Linked DNA regions of Homo sapiens: region 1 is linked to region 2. A link is an interaction called in ENCODE POLR2A ChIA-PET data of the cell type or tissue named here. Cell type or tissue: B cell. All regions are shown on one strand.

Region 1 (2,500 bases), 210 kb before region 2:
CACCTACCTACCAAACCTGATCATCCACCCATCCAACCAGCTAACCCAGCCATCTATCTTTCCACTGACCCACCCACCCACCTAACCCGACCACCCCCCCATCCATCCATCCATCCACCCACGCAGCTAACCTAACTTCCCACTGACCCACACACCCACCTAACCCGACCACCCACCCATCCACTACTCACACATAGTCTATTCTTCTACCCCCACACATCTGCCCACCCACCCACCTCCCATATACCTCCCACCAAGCATCCTCTTATCTGCTCATCCTCCTACTGACCACCCATCCACCTGCCCGCCCCCTCCCCCATGCCAACCTGGCCCACCTCAGGACCGTGGGCGTGCTGGGCTCCACAGCGGTGATGATACCCTTCATGCCTGTGTTGTGAAGCACACTGGGTCTCTGCTGGAGGGCATCCTGGGTCCGAGGGGAGATGGGCGAGTGCTGGTGGGCATGGGAGTGGGAGGCGGGGCGGCTGCTGCTGCCCCCACCCCCGCCGCTGCTGCCGCTGCTCTGCTCTGTACCTGGTGACAGTCAGTGGCATCAGCAGGGGGAGGCCTCTTGCGGCCCACAAGGAGTCCCGGAGCGGGGGGTGGGGGCTCTGATGCCCTACCAGGTCTCCAGATGGGTGCGTGCTCCACCGTCGTGGTGGACGTGAGGATGGACTTTTCCCGCTCCCGATCCCGGTCCCGCTCTCGATCCCGGTCTCGCTCCCGCTCGGACGAGGACGTGGTGGTTGGTTTTGTCAAGTGTGTTGGACCTCCTAGGAAACCCAAAGGCCAGAGACTCAGCCCCAGGGCCGAAGAAGAGCCTGGCTTTGTCTTCTGGGGTGGGAAAGAGAGCAGGGCTTCTGCCCGCCCATCCCCCAGCCGCCTCCCATGGATGCCGGGGTCCCCACCCCAGACTGGGCAGTGGCGCTACCTGGGGAGAGTGGGGAGCTGCTGTGGCGGCTGCTGAAGGGCTGGGGCGCGGTGGGGAGGTAGGCAAGGCGGTCCATGGCGGTGGCTGGGGTGCCTGGTGTCGGGGGCACGAGCACAGGCAGGTGTGGCACTTGGGACAGGTCGATGATGCCTGCGGGAGGTGTTGGGCCAGGGCTGTAGCCACAGGGAGGAGAGAGGCCAGGCTGCCCACCGGCCAGATCACCCTCCTGGAGAGCACGGCACACACTCCTGGAGCCAGCAGAGCTGGTGGCAGGCACTCCCTCCTCGGCTCCCAGCACCAGCCATGGAACCCTTTTCTGAATGCTCAGGTTCTCTCGGTACCACCTCCTCTTCTGCTCCCAAGCCCGAGCCGGGGCATCTCCTGCAGCTGCCCTCACTGGTTCCCATCTCAGGCCCTCTGTGCCCCTTCAGCCTCTGACGCCTACACAATCCATTCCCTGTATTCAATCCTCACTGTTCAAAATACTTAAGTGTGACTTCAGCTTTTCCAGCTGAGCCCCAGCTAGAACTTGGTTATTCCAGAAGCATTTCTGAGGATGGCCCTGGAACGTGTGCACGCAAAGCAGCTGTGGGCTGTTTACAAGGCAAAGGAACAAACTCCAAACAGCCTCACATTTTCATCTTTTTTTTTTTTTCGAGACACAGTCTTGCCCTGTTGCCCAGGCTGGAGTGCAATGGTAAAATCTCCACTCACTGTAACCTCCACCTCCTGGGTTCAAGTGATTCTCTTGCCTCAGCCTAGTGAGTAGCTGGGACTACAGGTGCGCATCACCATGCCTGGCTAATTTTTGTATTTTTAGGAGAGACGGGTTTCACCATGTTGGTCAGACTGGTCTCGAACTTCTGACCTTGTTATCCACCTGCCTCGCCCTCCCCAAGTGCTGGGATTACAGGCATGAGCCACTGTGCCCGGCCACATTTTGATCTTTAAACTCCTGAGGCCCCTGTATCCTAAGAGTATACACAGATGCACGCACACCCACTGAGGATGCAGCCAGGAGCCACACGCTGTGCACTCACCTACCAGATGCCAACCAGCACCCACAGCACGCACAACCCCAGGCCACCCACTCAGGTCCGTTCACACAAGGTGACCCACAAGGTGACCAGGTCTAGCTGCCTCCGCGAGGCCACAGGGGCACGCCCATGTCCTTTGGGAATAAGGCCAAACCCAGCGGAGGTGGTCTGCCCACCCACTCACCTCGGGGACCCGCAGCGTAGTTGAGTGCCAGCGAGGACTCGCGGGGCGAGAGGCCCCTCAGCATATCAGCTCGCTGGGCCATGGCGGTGGCCGCGTTGTGGTGCATCTGCTGCGAGGTGATGTAGTCATTGATGATGGTCTGCCGGTTCTCCAGCGCCGCCGTGTCGGGGTAGCCGCGGATGAGGTAGGGTGGGTACAGGTGCGGGTAGGTGGGGTTGGGGGCCAGGTGTCGGGGCAGGTAGTAGGCAGCGGCTGCGGGGCAGAGGGGAGCTCATGTGAGGCCAGCCATACCTAGGCCTGATGGTGTCGCTCCACCTGTCTGGATGCCCCCTACTTCTGCACCCGGAC
Region 2 (2,500 bases):
CTGGCAGGGGGGCCCACACCTCAATGGAGAGAGGGCTGACCCAGCAAAGCCCCCGTGGAGCACCCCTGGCATCACCAGGAGAAGCCCAGAGCTGGCAAATCCACTGGCCACGGCACCCAGGCACCCAGAGGTGCTCTCTAGAAAGTCCCCGGCAGCCCCTTCCCATGGCAAGCACCAAGTAGCTTTCTCCAGGAAACACACCAAGCTCACGTCACATCCCCATGACAAAATACTACAAGAAGTTAAAATTAGCCAACTGGATCAAAGCTGGTTTGCACCAGCACATGGTGAAAACCTGTAATCATACAGATAAAAATAATGATAGCTAATGCCACGGTTCTGGATGCTGTGTCTATTACCCTTCTAATTCTCAAAACAACCCTAGAAGGTGAGGACTGCTTAGGTCCTCATTTTACATATTAGGAAACTGAGGCAGAGTCATGTGATAAGGTGCATGAGAACAAAGTGTCTGGAACCACTCAGGTCTGCCGCTTGTCTAGCCGAGAAAACGACTGCACTGAATTATATACAAAGCTGTCAATACTCGACCACTTTTGACCTACAAAACTAGCAGTCATACGGCTCCCCCAGTAGCAAACAGGAGAGCAGCGCGCACAGATCCACGTGTCCACAGACAAGGCAGGTTCCCAGGCCGTGCAGCGATACACAGAGGCTCGTGGAAAAGCCCAGGCCCCAGTGAGAGGCGGTGGCCTCCAGGAAGGGGGCTCCCGTGACTTGAAAGTCACCTGTCATTTTTTTCTCTTTTAACAAAAGCCACCTTAGCTTACAGCCCCGAGTCTGGTGTCCTGGGCTAAGGCTCGGCCGGCCTGGTCTCCCTCTCTCCTCTCTCCCCTGGCCGCCTCTTTGCCCCCAAGACCCCACATAGTCTGTGACAAGCCAGTGGTCCTCCTCGGGGTCTGGGACCTGGAGTCTCTTCCAGCAGCCCAGGAGAACCTCTCCCCACTAAGGATCGAGTTTCACTTAATTGCAGGCTTCAGGTTTCTGCATGCAGGCCCAGAGGCCTGGGGGAAGGAGGCGCGGGCCGTTTTCTTCCTCTTTTTAATAAGCTGGAAGGCAGCAGCATGTGCCCTGCTGTTCTGAGAATCCGGAACACCCGCCCCTTGGGAAAGGCCGCGGCTCCAAGAGCCCACATGGGAGACCCAGCCGGGAGAAATCAACTGTGGCTTGTCATGAGACATGCTGGGGACTTATTTATTTTCTGGTCAACCATTGGGACCAGGTACTCCAGCTGGACTTAAGGGATTAAAAAAAAAGAAAAAGTAAAAAGGGGCTGGGTGCAGTGGCTCACACCTGTAACCACAGCACTCTGGGAGGCCAAGGCAGGAGGATCTCCTGAGCTCAGGAGTTCAAGACCAGCCCGGGCAACATAATGACACCTCATCTCTACTAAAAATCAAAACAACTGGCAGAGCATGGTGACATGTGCCTGTAGTCCCAGCTACTCAGGAGGCTGAGATGGGAGGATTGCTTGAGCCTGGGAGGTCGAGGCTGCAGTGAGCTGCGAATGGAGCTGGACTCCAGCTTGGGCAACAGAGCAAGACCCTGTCTCAAAAAAAAAAACCACTAAAGAAGAGAAAAGAATAAAGAAAGCACAAATGTCTCTCTGCCTCTGTGTGTTTCTTTTACATTTTGCTTTTCACTAGCACAGCCCTTTACCGTTTGCAGGTTTCTCTCTTCACTCTGTGCTCTTCAGCCACAGCCCCCAGGTCAAGGTCAAGAAACTGAGGGGTCACTTAATTCCAAGGTCACCAATGGTAGGAACGCAGCCATTGTCTCCATGACCACATCACCCACGGCCCTGTTCCCGGTTGCTGGTTCACAGGGAAATCACAGGCTCTGTGGGGGCAGCAAGCATCCTCTGTAACAATGACCACAAACTCGGTGACTTAAAACAGCACAAGTTTTTTCGGGGGGGTTAGGAGGTTTTTTGGTTTTTTGAGACAGGGTCTCACTTGGTCACCCGGGCTGGAGTGCAGTGGCATGATCACAGCTCACTGCAGCCTCCAACTCCAGAGCTCAAGTGACCCTCCCATCTCAGTCCCCTGATTAGCTGGGACCACAGGTACCATGCCCAGCTAGTTTTCTATGTTTTTTATAGAGACAGGGGGTCCCACTGTGTTCCCCAGGCTGGTCTTGAACTCCTGGCCTCAAGCGATCCTCCCACCTCAGCCTCACAAAGTGCTGGGGATTACAGGCGTGAGCCACCGTGCCCAGCCAGCATAAGTTTATTACCTTACAGTTTTGGAGATCCAAGGTCTGAAATGGATCTAACAGAGCTAAATTCAAGGTGTCGGTAGGCTGCATCCAGTCTGGAGACTCTAGGGGAGAACCTGTCCATCACCCTTTATGGCTTCTAGCGGCTGCCTGCACTCCTTGGCTAATGGCCCCTTCTCCATCCTCAAAGCCAGCAACGCAGCATCTTCAAATCTCTCTGACCTCCTGCCTCCTTCTTATAAAGACCACTGTGATTACCTCCAGC

The links. Peaks named below come from ENCODE experiments on the same cell type or tissue, not always from the same donor. Only the 100,000 strongest peaks of a DNase experiment are listed, where the experiment ranks them.
Region 1: POLR2A ChIA-PET joins it to region 2 with 9 read pairs; 2 of 35 experiments call an interaction of 5 or more read pairs at or near these places.

The regions. Positions count from the first base shown.
Region 1 is chr12:124,339,671-124,342,170 of GRCh38, forward strand. NCOR2 (nuclear receptor corepressor 2) reads right to left here. Exons shown (of 49, transcript NM_006312.6): 36 at 2,153-2,404; 37 at 932-1,081; 38 at 624-773; 39 at 336-534. Among named protein-coding and RNA genes, the nearest start is that of MIR6880, 3.7 kb to the left of the region's middle. In B cell, no CTCF peak of the experiment used is centred here; no DNase peak of the experiment used is centred here.
Region 2 is chr12:124,550,749-124,553,248 of GRCh38, forward strand. All of the region lies in intron 1 of NCOR2 (nuclear receptor corepressor 2), which reads right to left. Among named protein-coding and RNA genes, the nearest start is that of NCOR2, 16 kb to the right of the region's middle. RefSeq lists a silencer at 435-729 and enhancers at 513-1,331, 915-1,209. In B cell, no CTCF peak of the experiment used is centred here; DNase peaks (open chromatin) are centred at 67 and 1,053; H3K4me3 peaks cover 574 bases; H3K27ac peaks cover 2,133 bases.